2 separate regions of the Mus musculus genome follow, and region 1 is linked to region 2. A link is a loop called in an ENCODE intact Hi-C map of the cell type or tissue named here. Cell type or tissue: heart. All regions are shown on one strand. Each heading gives the region's core, and the rest is flanking DNA. Links, peaks and the distances in the headings are about the cores only.

Region 1 (8,339 bases), core at 42-8,041, 51 kb before region 2:
CATTCGTGCAGATCAGCACAATTGAGAGCCCCTGCTTCAAATCCCCCAGTCCATTTCTGCTGTGTATCTGTAAGCTGTGACTTTGAAGAAGTTCTCTCTCTATGTTGCTATTTGTTCTTTTACTTGGAAGTCTCACTTGAGGCTACCTTCAACTCTTCCAAAGACTTTATCAGGAATGCCACCTGGTGGCATTCCCAGGGTTTCCTGGTGGATCTCCGCTGGGTGTCTGGAGACCTCAATTTGATGATGTTTTGCTGTTGATCCACCCTTGATATTTATTGCCTTACTCTGGGCCTTTTTATATACTCAAGAAATTATCCATTCTAAACCAGAAGTATGCCTATGGTAGATCATTCTCCAAATTGTATAGAAGAATACATATTAGCCAGCATTTACCAATAAAGGGTAGTGAAAAGAATGGAAACACACACACACACACACACACACACACACACACCACCTCAAGGCAGATCTTAACTCCATCTACTGATTCAAATGCTAGTCTCTTCCACAAACACTCTCACAGATACACTCAGAAAAAGTGTTTTAGCCTCTGTCCGATTGCACTTTAACTCACTCAAGTTCAGGCATAGAACCGACTATCATGGGTTATCTCCATGACATCTGGGGAAAGTAAAGCCATGAAGACAATGAGCTGATGGCCAGGGGACATGAGGGACCTGAAGGCAGGATGTCTGAATAGCAACAAGCACAGCACAGGAATCTCCAATGTGAGATTATCCCATATGATGCTGTATCAGTGGCTCTGTGTCATTATTCACGCATTAAACTCACAGAATTTGAAAGCCCAGAATGAACTGGGGCTGCAATCAATGCCTGTGGGCTTTTGGTTTTGTTTTTCAAAATCTCACAGAAGACCAAATGTTAAAAGGTGGATGGCGAGAAGCGCATAGAACTACCTCACTGGAAAGGAAGAGAAGAAAATGCACTAGTGTAACTTTGGAATTCAGGGAAGGATCTCTAGGAAGGAAAGGACTGTAAGTCTAAAAACAAAAACAACTGTACACAAAGATTGGACTCGGGGGCTGGAAAGATGGCTCAGCAGTTAAGAGCACTGACTGCTCTTCCATTTGTGAAGGTCCTGAGTTCAGATCCCAGCAACCACATGGTGGCTCATAACCATCCATAATGAGATCTGACTCCCTCTTCTGATGTGTCTGAAAACAGCTACAGTGTACTTAGATATAATAATAAATAAATCTTTAAAAAAAAGAGATTGGACTCTAGTTGATAAAATTGTTTCTGAAACAGAAGCTAAAAGACAGAGCTTCCAATGGGACAGTTTGAATAAGAAGATAATGCAAATGTATTCTAACTCCAGCTATAAAATAATTATCCATGTGGATCTGGAAAGCTAAATAATTGCAAAATAACTTCAAATAAATCATGTAGACACTCAGTTCTCAAGGAGACAGAGAAAAAACTTTCCACTCATTAACTGCATTTGCATAAAGAGACGTCTTTCCAAAGCTATCATCATAGAAGCTGGAAGAAAAAGTAACTTTGCAATGGAGCAAATAAAACTATCACAGTCATATCAACAGGCATAAGTTGTGTTAATGTCATGCACCCCTTATATGGTGGAATGGCTCCTTGTTACCAATTGAACTACATCCCTCCAGAAAATGCGTTACAATTCTGAACTGTGGCCAATCTGAATGAAACTGAAAAGAAGGGCCACAGTTTAACCTCCAGACAGAGAAAACAGTCACATGAAAACAGAGAGAAAAATTAAAGCACATTTTACTCATTCGTTTATTGTGTATGTATGTGTATGGTGTGTGTGTGTGTGTGTATGTGTGTGCGTGTGGTGTATTGATGTGTGTGAGTGCAGACACACTTGTGTTGCAACATGAACTTTAATTATTCATGCGTCAGTTAAAGGACATTTAGGCTGATGCCATTTCCTACCTATTATGAATGAAGCAACGTGAACATGCTGAGCAAGTGTCTTGGCAGGAGGATGCTGGTACCTTTGCATAGACATCAAAGAGTGGTCCAGCTGGGCCATGCGGAGGAGCTACTTTTAGCTTTGCGAAGTGATTTCCAGAGTGGCTGTATCAGTCTGCAATCTCACCAGTGGTGAGTGAGTGAGCACCCCCTTTCATCCTCTCCAAAACTTATTGAGAATTTTCTTTCTTTCCCTTTTACTTTTTGGTAGGGGGCAGACCAATAAGTTTATTTATTGAGTCGTTGGAGGAATATGGATGAAGTTAAAGGAGCATGGGTAACTGAGATGCATCTGCATGACTGGAGAAATCACACGTGACTATGAGGTGACGACCTTACCGAAACAGAGTCTGTGGGGTACCCCATTCAGTCAGCCTCACACCTCCTGTATGCTCTAGTACCACCTAAGACACATGAGAGTCCAGTGACTTCCCACCCCTCTGCATCTAGAGTGTTCACAGACCTGTTACTATTACCATACACCTAGCTATCTCTGTCCTAGATTATTTTATTGCCACCATTACAGAGGCCAGTGTAATAACCAGTGTAGACGCTGGTCATGCTATGCCCAGAGGAAGCAGCTATACCACAACAACCCCTTTCCGAAAGAGACACTGATAAAGAAGCCTACTAATGAGTCTCGGGGAGAATAATGCATCCTTAAGAGTGAGAGGCACAAGGACGCCAGGTCAGAAGCATGGGTAGTTTTAAATAAACTAGAATATTTGTAAATGAAATTACCCTGCAGGCCAGCAAGCCCCAAGGGCATGGAAACTGCAGAGATGGCTCAGCAATCAAGAGCGCTTACCAATCTTGCAAAAGACCCAGGTTCAACTCATTCGCACAATGGCAGCACCCAGTGCCTTGAAACTCTGGTTCTAGAGGATCCAACGCCCTCTTCCAACCTCTGCAGGCTTTCACATGCTCAAGCATGCACACACACAAATTTAAAGTAATTTTAAGTGAGATGATAATTAAATAAAAGATAAAACAAAAACTAACACATCGGAATTTGACAAAGCAAACAGAAGGAGCTTGTCTGCTTTTAGTTCTGTTATGGAGAGGTGGTTAAGTCGGTCCTATACACACTCAGTGTTGATTTTTGTTTCGAGGGACAGGGTGATTCCAATTCAGTGGTAACCAGGAGAGCTTACAGTTGTGATGCATAGCTGGGTTTGCTTTGCCTGAACTGGTGCACAGGCTGTAATACTGAACTAAACCTGGGAGTGTGGGGACTGGGAGGCACAGGAGTGGGGTGGGGTGGGGGGACTGACTGCTGCACAACCTGAGCTAGGCATCGTGGGAATAGTGAGACTTCATTGGAGGACTAGGGTGTGGGTGATTCACCAGGCTGGGCTGGTGCGTTAGATACAAGACCAAGAAACCCTGGAAGGTAGGAACAACAGGGTGTTTAGAGGGGCACCCTGAGAGGACAAGCTTTCTGCCTTCTATTAAACCTAACTGGGCCAAGAAGTACATGAACATGAACATGAACACTAGATGGCACACCATAGAAAGTAACTAACTGATTATCACTTGTAAAATGAAGCTGCCTCTAGGGGAGCCTGTTGATGTCGACTTGGTGGTAACTGGAATTCTACTGATTAACGTCTTCTGTGTGGTAATTCTGCGCTCCTACATATTCCCTCTGCTCTCCTGTGTTCCAGTAAAGCTGGTCAAATTCTTTCTCCTTCGATATTCACCCAAATCCTTGCAAACTTTCCAACTTGTCAGCAACTGAAGTCAGCAGTGCACCGGTGCTTTCCAACGAGCAGAAACCATGTTGAAGGAGATGACTTACAGTACCCTCACATTCTGCTAAGGCAGTCACGGATGAGCAGGGCGGTTCTTTTCTGTCTCGCTTTGGATCCCCCTGGAATGCTAGACTAGATGTGCTGTGGAATGGATCTGAATGGAGGGGCCATGCAACATTAAGAAATAACATTTCCTTGTCCCACTGAATATCCTTTACTGGGTCACAGTCACTAGAAAACTTCAGGGCATAGGAATAAGCCCTGACACTCATCTGCCCCCAAGTCACATTAGGCTGTGGCAGCCATCTTGTCTCAGTTACAGTGTTGGAAGTCTCAAATCCCAGATAATTAGGGTCTAGAGTAAACAAAGCAGCAAGTGGCTCTACATTAGACCTAGATCTACCTGAACCCCATGTGAACTCAAGCCAGGGAAAGCTGGAGAGATGGCTCAGGAGTTAAGACCACTGGCTGCTCTTTCAGAGGATCCAGGTTCGGTTCCCCACTTTGCTCTTTCAGCATAGCACTGTTTTGGCTTTTGGGGATCTTTTGTGCTTCCGTATGAATTTCAGGGTTTTTTTTTCCTAGTTCTATGAAAACCATATTGGAATTCTGATGACGTCTGCACTGAGCCCCTGGAACACCGTTAGCCCTGTGGTCATTTTCAGAGTACTAAAATGCAGACTACAAAAGAAAGACTATGTGAAGTCTTTCCTCTTCTGTCTTCCTCAGATTCTTTCTTCAGTGTTTTAAAGTCTTTATTGTAGAGGTCTTTCCCTCCCGGTTAAGTTTATTCATAGCTTATTTTCTTTCCCTGATTATTTTACATTCTCTTTCTCCTGAGCCAGCCTCCAGCGAATGATAGAATCCAGTCCACCATTCCTGGGGGTTTGAATCGCGTTACCGAGGCTTCCCCCTTAGTTTTCATTATCATCGGTGGAATCACCAAGAGCTATCCCCTGGTTTTTCTCCTTTCTCTTTTCAGCTGCCACCCTCTTTCCTTTTAACTAGAGAGGATCACTCTTCCCACAAAATACAAGTCAGTGAGAATGGGGGGAGGGGGAGAAAATATGATGAAAAAAGTTACTTTCTCTTCAACCACTTAACAAAGGACAGATGGTAGGGAAACACCACATATTGATTGATATTTCCAACACACACACACATGCATGCACATATGCACATGCACACTCATGCACACACACACATGCACGCACGTGCATGCACATGCACACACACGTGCACACTTCAAAGAAGAACCTCAACCTTATAACACATTGTTTCTTTGCCAATGTTGAGTTTTCAGTAGACTGTGCAGTCATATCAGTTGTTTGCGTTGGTTTCAAATGATAGGTGCATGTGGCAAGATTAGCCGTTTCCGTAGCTTAAACGTTTTAGTTACACTCTTTTGTTGTGTCCCACGGTCAGAAACTGTATTAAGTAGAATATCATGACAATGGACAGGGATTGTGTGGCTGTACTTGCAAAAACAGTTGAACTGGAAAAGTGACTCCATGCCCAACTGTTTGTTTATTTTAGTTTTTAAAAACTTCTTCCATAGTGGGAAGGATACACTACTCAATCATTTCTGTCTCCATTACAAGGCCTCCGCCAGGGTATCTGTTCATGGCTGTCCATGCAATTCCTTTCTCTTGTGCTCTTTTCTGAAAGATCCATTCATGTATCTCATTTTCAATCTTCCTTGTTAACAATCTCTCAAAAATGTTCTTTTCAAGTTTCTGACCAATGATTAAAGATCTGATTTCTATAAATAAGTGCAGACCTGTATCACCTCTTCTTCTGGGCCATAGTTACAGCTAGATACACTGCTCAAAGTCCTAATGTCTGGAACAATAGCTCTTGACTATCCCTCTTCGTTGGCATCCCAGTGTGAATATACTTGTACTACCATAAGATAGAGATGATTTTTTTTGAATGAAGCCCAAGTTTTTATTCTTCCTTCAACATGGAACGCCCATGACACCGGTGTCACGTGGAAGGTGAAAAGGGGACCAGAGGCAGCAATAGTAGATGCTGTGGGTGACAGAACCATGTATGCCTTCATGTAAGAACGTGTGCTGTCTGCACTCACTGGAGTCTGGCTTACACATAATTTCTGTCTGATGATAGACAGCTACTGTGCATGTCCAGCCTTGGCACAGTATTTAACACATTGCCTGAACAACTACTGCTCAAGATGGGTGGTGAAGGTAATGGTTTAGAATTCCCCATTAAACATTGTTTCTTCCAGGGTACAACAGAGTCTGCTATGGATGTCTCAAACAAGAATAAATGGTTCTCTCAGAAGAAGTTAGCATTGGTGTGATCTCAGACTTTAGATATTTGTTTGGTAATTTTCCTGTTGAGTCTTGCTCTCAGAAGCCACACAATGTTTTTAACCACTGACACTCTGGGCACTGTTGGATAGGCTTAGAAAAGCCTAGTGACTTGCAACACCCATAGAGAGTCTTCACCTGCCCTGGGCATGTTCCAGAAGCAGCGGTCATGTTTCTTGTTATTAATAAGTCAGACTAGTGCTTACAAACAGGGTTTCTGTTGTCTTGAGACAATGGGAGTCTTACAATTGACACTCTGGGGATCCTAAATGTGGAAAAGATTCCACACATCCTTTTGATAACGCGACAGGACATGAATGGCTGTTACCTACCCATATGTGATTGTACATAAAACAGCACAGTTTGCTAGGCAGGAACATCTTGGACTTATATTAATTAACGTAGGAAAATGTGTGTGCATCTTTGTGGGTCTACACACACAAAGGGACAGAGTTGAATTGCTTCTTCACTACTTCTTGTCCACATGAAAGGCTTTATTCTAACAAAAACCCTCTTTCCAATTCTGATGAGAATTTACCAAATAGAAGTCAGTCTAGAAAACAGAACTGCAGAAGCAAAGGCCTACGTGTGGTTCTGGCAGAAGCCATGAGTTCACTGTAAGCAGGAAGTGCGCTGGAGAGATGAGAGAGAAACTGGAAGGGCTGGGTGGGGCTAGACTGTGGGATTTCTGTATTAGGCTAGGAACATGGACAGCATTCTGTGGGCTGAGGGGATGGAGTGACCAATTTCCATAGGCTGTAGCCTGGACTGCAACCTCATCACAGGCCTTAAAGATTACAGCAATGGCACAAAACAAAAGCTATTGTCATTTGTAGATTATACCCACAGAAGAATTACAACAATATTAGCCACAGAATAACAGAAATTAGTGTGATCAAAAATGTTTCTCTGAAATTTTTATCTTCCAGATAAAGGTGGCAGATTAAATATAACAATACAACCTCTGAAATCCTGCTAAAACATAATAAATGGATTTGTTTTATTTATTTATTTTATTACTTATCTTTTTATTTTGGCTTTTCAAGACAGAGTTTCTCTGTGTAGCCCTGGCTGTTCTGGAACTCACTCTGTAGACCAGGCTGGCCTCAAACTATATAGATCCACCTGCCTCTGCCTCCGGAGTGCTGGGATTAAAAGCATGTGCCACCCAGCTGTAAATGGATATTTTAAATCCCACAACCCTACCAGTACACAGAGATAACAGAATTTTAGAAGCCATCCTCAAGGTTTCTACTTGAAACTACTGTGGGAAAAGTAGAGCTCTCAAATGGCATACAGCACATAATCTTACAAAGAGATCCTCCAAGCTGACCTGTACTCCTCAAAGTGTCTAAGGTCAACAAAAAGACAGACCCAGCACGTCATAGATTAGACACGAAGGAGTTAAGACAGCCAAATGCACTGTGAGTTTCTCAAATGGAAAAAGAACATCGATGGGAAACTGGTGACATCCAAATGAACTCTGGTTTGGTTATTGGTGGGACTTACAGTCGTCTCTTCATTTTGATAAACACGCCATGATTATGTGCAGTGTTAACAGGAGAGAAGGCTGGGTGGAACGCATATGGGAACTTTTTCTCCCATCTGTTAAGACTCTCTTGTAAACTTAAAAATGATTTCATTATCAAGCTTTGAGACTAAGCCAACACTGAAAGGAGAGAGAGCACGCGCTCATGTTCCCTCTCTCACCCAGTGCACTGGGCGGTCATTTCTAGCATTGATGGTCTCCAGAGTACAGACCGGCATGACTAGGTGTGCACGGCTGTGGTCCTGGGAAAGCGGGACATGAGCTGAGCATGCGTGCACACCTTGGTGATGCTGACCTTAGGGTAGATGGTGGGGCTGCACGCACGGTAAGACTCTGCATGTCCAACAGGGACAGGATCAACTTAGGGAAGAACACGTGGGTGTCTCCGTCCTGCAGTCGGGGCTAGTGGAAATTGCATTTTGCTCCGAACTTCAACTTCCACTTGTTTATTGATAATACTTGAGGCAGCCACGGACTCTTATATTAGCCTATTCCTGCCGTTTTGTTATAATCGCTTATTAGTTTAAAAAAGGTCTTATGTCAGTTCTTTGAGACTTTTCTATATGATTTTGTTTTTTCCTTCCCACACCTATGCCTTCTGTTTCCTTTCTGCATTACTATTATTGTTGTTATTATTATCATTACCATTATTATTTGGTCACAATGACTTGACAGGAACCACTTACAGGAGAGATTTATATTTGTTTACAGGAGCAATTGCAGTCACCACCG
Region 2 (8,339 bases), core at 147-8,146:
TTGGGGGCACTGTGCAGGGAACAACATCAATCATACTCTGCAGCACCACAGTACTGAGAAGAGAAAGTTGGAGATGATGTCACTGCTCAGGCCCCCTGGGTGCTGTTTTCCCACCATCCATCCCTGTGAAGCCTTGCCTTACAGCCCCTGAGTCCGGTCCAAAAACCAGGGAAGTCCAAGTTTATAAACATGACCTTAAAAGGAAGGACGGAGTGCTTGAGTACATTCTTTCAGAATGCTGAGGTCAGTCCCAGACACATGAAAGCGTGAGGGAATGCAAAGAGCCTTTCGGGTCTGGAGGCACCACTGTACCCCATATGGCCCCAACTTCCAACTTTCCCCTATCTCTAGCCTGTCTTCTTACTTAGATCTAAACACAGCACATAGATTTCCTGTCCTAAATGTGCCCTGCAGGGATCAACTGTGTCATCCCCTGGTGGACAACCAAGGGAGATATATATATCTGGATACAGACATTAAGTCTAGTGCATAGGGGCCATGCATAAACGTTTATTGCATGGGTAGGTGAGTAGATAGACAGATGGATAGATGTATGGGTGGGTGAGTGGATGGATGGATGGATGCGTGGGTGGGTGGATGGATGGATGGATGGATGGATGATGGATAGGTGGATGGGTGGATGGATGGATGGATGGATGGGTGGATGGATGGATAAGTGGACAGGTGGATAGATGGATGGGTGGATGGATGGGTGGATGGATGGGTGGATGGATGGATGATAGATGGATGACGGATGAACGGATGGATAATTAGGCAGCTAAGTGAGCAAACAGATGAAGTCCTGACTGAAGCCATAAGAGGCAATACTCTGGCTCACCTGGACAGGAGTTCCTCCCAGCTCCTCATCCAGCTGGGCAGTCAGGATGGCAGAAGCAGCAACCTCATCCTGGGTAGACTGGGCACCCTGCCTAGAAGAGGGAGAAAGACTCAGCTCTAGTTTCCATAGTTCCTAGTTTATGGGCCTCTTTCTTGCTCTGAGCTCTAGTAACCCATGAAGCTGCTTGTTGTAGGGGTGACCTGGGATGGAAAAGTGCAGGGACTGTGGGGAGAGCCAGAGACAGCAGCTTTGTCAACCTGCCTACTCCTAGCTCAGGTACACCGGGAAGATTCCCTGTCCTAAATGTGCCTGCGGAACTCCCTGGGTCCTCTGATAGACATACAAAGAGCGTACTGAGACTCAGATGCACAAAAGTAGTCGGGGCATTTGCTGGTATAAAAAGACAGAAACAGCTGGCATGATGTGTGCCATCTGTGAGGAAAGACACCAGTCAATCACCCTCATGGGGACATGTGAAAAGGACTCCTGGATGTGTGCTGTGTGTGGTAACTTCCCTGAGAGGGAGAGTTAGGGAGACTCAAGGTCCCCCCACCTCAGCTTCTTGCCAAGGCTGGGCCTTATATTGTCCCTGGCACACACCATATGTCAAAAAGCCTCCTAAGACGTTTGAATCGTATGTTGAACTTAGTGATACAGGACTGCAGTTTCAGCTACCTGGGGAATTAAGGGAGGAGGATTGCAAGTTCAAGGCCTGCATGGGCAAATTAGTGGGGCTCTGTCTCAAAATAAAAGGTAAAAAATGGTATCACTGGCAGTGGCTTGCCTAGCATATGCTAGGCTCTGGGTTCAAACTTCAGCATCCCCATGTCCCTGCAATAACGATATCTGTATTTAGCTTTTAAATGCTGATGCTCTCAGTCAGACAGCAGTGGTACACTCCTTTAGTGACAGCACTTGGGAAGTGAAGGCATGTGGATATCTGTGAGTTCAAGGACAGCCAGGGCTACACTGAAAATCCCTGTCTCGCTCGAAAAACCGAAACAAACAAACAAAACAAAACAAGATAAACAAGCAAACAAAAAGCAGAAGCTTTTAAAAATATGGGATTGCCAGACAGTGTGTGCACTTGATTCCTGGGTACCACTCTTCAGGGGCTACGGTCATAAAGGAGCGGTAATCGGTGTCACAGTCCCAGAAGGCTTAGGAGACCCCTTGGGGTCCTAAGCCCTAGAGATGTCCCATGGGATCTTGGGTTAGGGCCTGGGCCAGGAAAGACTGAGGAATGCGGACCTGGTGACACAGAGTAGACACAGACAGATGCACAGCACTGCATCAGCCGGCCCACGGCTGCCTGGGCTGTGAAAGGAAGCAGGCGGGGCAGAACTTATGTGAGAACTGACCAGGGTTTCTTGCTTTGGTTTCTTTTGTGGGTTTTTTTTTTTTCAACTCTTCAGTAGGTCTAAAATTATTTCAAAATGAAACTTCAATGGAGAAGAAATATGACAACTATTATTCAGACAAAAGTCTGAGAGTGTCTAGTAACAGGGTCACCAGTATGTTATTGTTTATCTTTCAGTACTAGGGGAGGGACCCAGAGCCGCCAGCATGCACACAAGTGTTCTGCCACTGAGCCACACCCTGACCCCCAATGCAAACTTAAAGTAAAAAAAAAAAAACAACACTTTATAAACTATCCATGAGTTTTAACAACACAATCTGCTTAGGTGGATCCAGGGAAACAGGGACTCCTGCATGTAGCTGGCAGGAGTACAGGGATATGAAAGGCCCAGGCACTAGCCAGGGAAACTGGAGCTATCTATCAAAATGACTGACAGGTCCATTGACTGGCAATCCACTCCTGGGAACTCATCATAGAGACTTCTCTACACACCCACCTGTTGCTTAAAGTCACTGACACTGATGAGACAGCGGACTAGCACCCAAGCATGCATGGGTGTGGGAGCTTGTCAGTAAACCACAGTACAGCAACCCAAAGGGATGGCATGGCTGTTAGACACACACCCACTCCAGGAAGCTGTAAATTTCCAGGAAGGTAATAGCCAAAAGGCCAGCTACAGGGAAATGTGCTTAGTGTGCGCTTACATTATACATCCTTCCAGTAATCATGCAAAAAGGATAAATAAAAATTGCCAAACTGGTCAAGAGGAAAGGGTGGGGCTTGGCAGATGAGTCACAGGTGTAACGGAAAGTTCAGAATGACACCTTTGGGCTTTGCTTTGGATCTGGAGCAATGTGATTCTATGTTCTTCTGTAAAACAATTATTTAAATGATTGATATAATTAATAATTATAATTTAAATAATTATTATAATTTAAATAATTATAATTGATATATATGTATATATCACATATTTCTGTAGTATAGAATAATCTGTAATTATTACAACAGAAGCCTCTGGAAAGATAAATTAGTATTAGCACTTGGCACTGCCTGGCAAGAGCTGCTGGGTTGGTGTGTCTCTGTCCCTAAGTTGGGCATGACAAGAAGTTCAGGGTTGTGACTCTGCTTGAGAACGGGCCCCAGCAAGGTATGGCTGTCCAAGCTCAGGCCTCTATACTCCAGACTCCCTTTGTCAGCATATTCAGGCACAGTTATGGCTCCACAAACTCCCCCCTAAGACTCAGCAGTTAGCCCAGGCTCCTCACCAGTTGTAGATGATCTGTCCCTGGCGGCCACCGTGGCGGTAGTTGTACAGAATGATGTAGCTGTCGCCTCCATAGAACTGCCCGTATGTGGCAGGGTCCACTGGCACCTTGTTGGAACCTTCAATTCTCCAGATCTGCAGAGGCAGAGCTGAGGTCAGACACTGCAGTGTGCCCTCTGTCACCCTGGGCAAGCTGGGACCCCAGTATAGTGGACAGTGTGGAGAACAGGACAAGTTTTTCATGGGAACGCGGTGCCATCCAGGCCCAAGCAAAGTTAAATAAAGTTAAATAATTTGCCCGGCGCTCAGAGCCCTTGAGAGGCACAGCAGGATATGATCGCAGAGTTCCCGCTCTACCTCTTCCCACCACGTCTGACCAGATGATCTGTTTCTCCCCCCTGAAAAGCCCCTCAAGACAGCTCTAGATTAGAAGATTGAGCCAAGCCTGAGTCAAACCTAAGCCATGCCCCCTGAGAGGTCATATGACTTCCGATGGCCCCTCTCAGAGCCTCAGCTTTCTCACCTGAAAAGTGATGGTGACAACAGCCATAAATGGTGTCAAGCCTTCCATTCTAGTCATGAAGATGCCATGATGCCCCTACCACAAGCTAGCTCTATTAGGCCCAACTGCCATTAACAGGATCGGCATTATATCACCAGTATTTCCACTCTCCCTATGGATTTTATAGGTCACTTTATTCATCGGGGCCATAGTTGGGTGGGCTCATAATGACCTCCCTCTGCAGGCAGATCTGTACAAACAGCGCTAGCAACCAGTCATCGGGAGGCCCTCCAGTGACACCTAGTGGTCAAGTGGAGGCACTGAGCCCGCAGCATGGAGTCTTGGAGGTGAGGAGCATTTGAGGCTCAGAGAGGTTGAGTAAATGGCCAGGCTCAACTCTCTGTCTACCAAACGCTTTCGCTGCCTCCTCTGCACACTGGCCAGTAGTACGGAGAGAACAGCACCCGTGACAGTAATGGTGACTGTCGCTATGCCTCTTAGGGGAACAGTGGACGCTGACCTGGAATGGACTCTGGGCCCCAAGCATCTATGAGCACACCTCCACCTCTCCACCTGCACCCTGTCTCCCCACTCCCGGGTGCTTTATCTCTCCCCTAACCGATCAGAACGACCCCTCCCCATTCCCAGATGTTCTAGCTCATGTTTCTACCTCTTACCTATTTTTTATGGCGGGCCTTTAAAGCACAGAACCAAATCTGTCATACATCTACTAAAACCAAAAGAAAACCCAAGCTATTTTATTACTGCCGTACCCCATGTGCTGCACTCATGGTCCCTCTGGCACCATGCTCCTCAAAAAACAGGTCCTGCCTGGAATGTGTCCCTACTCCCTCACAGCAAACTCCCGCTCCTACTGTGCTAGCCAATCCCAGCCACCCCATTCCCACTGCCTTCCCTGTGTTCCCACAAAATCCCAGAGGTTCCCTTCAGCTCCGGGAACAACGGATTTCAAGACTCTACTGTGGCTGTGGTCACCTCCCTTCCCACCCAGGCACTCCTGGGGAGGAAGATGGAGTCTGGGAGCCTGGCACACAGTAGGTACTCAGGGAATGTTGATTGTTAAAAATCAAACAAACAAAAAAAGTGGAAGTGAAGAATCTCATGTACCACAGGCTGTGGTGTAAACTTGGGAGAAACACCCTCGGGGCGGTAGAGGTTGGGTGTGAGCTATAGCAGGTAGAGAGACAGGGAAGGGAGGCATCTAGCCAAAGCCAGCCCAGGCACAGTGACACTGTAACAAGTACTTAGAAACTGCTTTTTGTTAGAAAGCACTGGCTCACAGGGTAACTGAAGCCAGGAGAACACGGAATTCTCCATCTTGTTTAGGTCTGCATCACTTGCTCAGCTCTGCTTATAGACACGTTACTTCAAGAGGAGTCTCGCAGACCTATCTCATCTGCCTTTGCTCCTTCAAGGCTGAAGGCACTCAGATAAGTCATTGCCCTGAACCTGTGCTCACTCTTGAGGAGCTCGTCGCCTCCAGTGATGGGGAATATCCAAGAGAGCGGGGCGCACCCTGGAGTCAAACTGGCCTCGATATGCAGACTAGATATCAGATGATTAACCACGCCATGCTTGGCCCAAGACTGCTTATTCATACACACCTCTAGCCCCAACTCTCCCTATATCTAAACCCAAAGCTCAAGTCAGTGCTGTGAAGATGGACTTGGGGGAGGGCTTGGGGCCCCTTTTTTTTGTTCTCCCCAGTTTGACTACATTGATAAAGCCTCAATCTGCCCTTCTCTATCCTTTAGCTGGTGTAACGGGGCCAGTGACTGAGCCTGGGCTGTGGAATTCTTTGCTGTAGAACTGTGGTTGCAATTACCTGTTTCTGGCCAGTTCCATCATCATCCATGCCGTGCTGAGCGGCCATGGCGGTGGAGGTGTGCAGCGTAGCAGCATCGAAAGGTACGCGCTCCACGTTGGCAATGTGGCTGGAGAGGTAGCCCAGGCCGGGGCCGTCTGTCTGGTCTGGGTCCCGCCAGTTCTTGAAGAACTGCTTAAAGAGAGGGGTCTCACCGCCCTCTGGGAGAACTGAAACCTGGGAAGGGAAGAGAGGCTTAGGATGTGGCCAGGCTGCCTAGCAGGGGTCTTAGGGAGCCTCAGGGGCTGGTTGGTCCCTGAGGAGGATGGGGGACCCTCTCCATCCCTCACCCCCACTGAACATGCTTCTCCCTGACATGAGAACCTCACCTGGGTCTGCCTGGGGTACTGCATCTTGGAGATGAAGTCAGAGGCTGTTTTGAGGGCAGCCTTCCGCTCCTCCATGTTGGCCTGCTTGCCTGCCAGAAATCAGAATAACAATGTAAGGCTAGTAGCCAGAGGTCCCTGGAAAGGGGTAGCCAGTCCACCTCCCTGTTCTCCTTACATTTAGACAATAGCCAGAGAGCATCACCCCTAATCCCTGAGGGTTCCTAGCTCCAAGAGACACTCCCCATCTCCTGGCCAATAACAGCAACCATGATAACCACTGTGGTCAATTTACTGAATACAGATTCGGCGCTAGAATGACACTCAGATTATTCCATTTAATCCACACAACAGCCTTAAATCACGAAAGTCATGGCTGATTTGTGCCCTCTCATATATAAGGAAACGGGATCTCAGAGAAATCATAGGAAATTAGCCAGCCACATTGGTACAGACACCCAGGCTGCACACTTTACACAGAAGCCTCTTTCCAAGGCAAGGTGATCCTGCCTATCCACTGCCTGGCCTCTGTTCCAGCCCTTGAGAGCCTTTAAGAGTCAGGTGAGGCCCTGGCCAGTCCATGCCCACATCCCTCAGACAGACAGCCCAGACTCAAGGAGCCTCTCAAGTTCTTGCTGTCCCTACTCACTTCCCTCCCTCCCGTCTTCCCAGCATCAGTGTCAGAGGAAGCACTGGGGGTCTTCTCAGACATCTCTGGGCTCTCACAGGAGCCACCCATTCATAAGGACTTCCCTGGTGACTCCTGGTGCAATCTCCTTCACAAAAGGCCCTGATACCCAGCAGAGAGTTCCAAGTCTTATAATAACATATTGCTTAACCCCATTCAGCATGCTGGGGCTCAGGTAGCACAGAGCTCAATCTACACACACACACACACACACACACACACACACACTATATGGTATCCATTAACTTCTTGGAGGACTGATCTTGTCACACAATTGGCAAACACTCATTTGAGCCCAAACAGGGACTTGGGCCCAGCAAGGGCCTAAGATCACACAGTGAATCAGCTGCAAAATGAGACATTGATTCAGGATCCCAGGTGCCTTCATTGTCCCAGCAGCCTCTGTTCCCCCTGGGACTGAGATTCTAGAAACCTGTGGTGACCTAGGACCCGCCCCATACCTTTCCAAACAAAGATTTTCCCATCTCTGCCATGGTCCAGGATGAAGCAGTCCTCAGATCTCAGGGCGCCCTGGGCGAAGGGGTTCTCATCAGCCACTAGGGAGACTGACATGCTACCTGCACCGTTGGAGACCTGTGGGGACAGAGACGAGAGCATGTGAGCACCAGAGACAGGCAGGGGCGCAGATCAACATCCATGCCCACCAGCTCTGAGCACACTCACGCTCTTCCACCTTCCATGTAACACAGATGCTACTGCACCTAGAATAGGAAGGAGGGTAAGTGGAAGGAAGGGAGGAGGAACTTGAGGCCAAGCATGTAGCTCACAGTTGGTGGAGTGCTGGCCTAGCATGCACGAACCCTGGGGTTCTATTCTCCTAGCACCACATAAACCAGGGGTGGAGGTGCACACCCGCAGTCCCAGAACTCAGGAGGTAGAGGCAGGAGATCAGAATTTTATCCTTACCTATGTAGAAAGTTGAAGGTCAGCCCAGGATATGTGAGACTTTGCCTTAGTAAAAGTGTGGGGGCTCGGACAAGATGTAGAGTTTGCTGGGAAGCTTTTGAAATCATGAATAACGGAAAGAAAAATGTCAACCGGCAAACATGATGTGCCAGCCTGGACCATGCTTGGAACGAACTTGGGAGAACCAGAATCATGCCTAGAATTGGTGGGCAGCATTGGCCAGTCTCAGGCTCTTAGCTGACAAATGTGCCTGCTTACTTACGTTAGGCTAAGGAGAAGCGGGATGGGGGGTTATGCACTATCTGCAATATTCCCATAAATCTAAGAAATTCCAGTATAAAGAATTCATTTGACTTAGAAACAAGAGGTGTCCACTAGCCAAGATTTCACAAGACCACTTTGGGTAAGCAGGGATTTCTGAGTCCCCGGGGATGGAGATTCAAGAGCTGGGGACTGACACATAACAAAGTCCACGAGCATCACCCCAGATTCTATAATGACAGGGGCGGGCAAAGGCTGGCACCTGCCTGGTGTGCACAAGCCATG

Evidence for each region. Hi-C counts contacts between places; a loop is a spot of excess contacts. Peaks named below come from ENCODE experiments on the same cell type or tissue, not always from the same donor. Only the 100,000 strongest peaks of a DNase experiment are listed, where the experiment ranks them.
Region 1: a loop joins it to region 2, with 5 times the contacts of the local background. A loop is called at or near these places in 28 of 42 quality-filtered maps.

Annotation. Positions count from the first base shown.
Region 1 is chr2:35,344,560-35,352,898 of GRCm38, reverse strand. No RefSeq gene overlaps it. Among named protein-coding and RNA genes, the nearest start is that of Stom, 12 kb to the right of the region's middle. In heart, for the core only: a CTCF peak has its summit at 3,503 (motif pointing right); a DNase peak (open chromatin) is centred at 6,718.
Region 2 is chr2:35,294,056-35,302,394 of GRCm38, reverse strand. Gsn (gelsolin) reads right to left here. Exons shown (of 17, transcript NM_146120.4): 7 at 7,328-7,460; 8 at 6,182-6,270; 9 at 5,814-6,029; 10 at 3,467-3,600; 11 at 839-929. Among named protein-coding and RNA genes, the nearest start is that of Gsn, 16 kb to the right of the region's middle. In heart, for the core only: no CTCF peak of the experiment used is centred there; DNase peaks (open chromatin) are centred at 174, 3,491 and 4,274; H3K27me3 peaks cover 746 bases.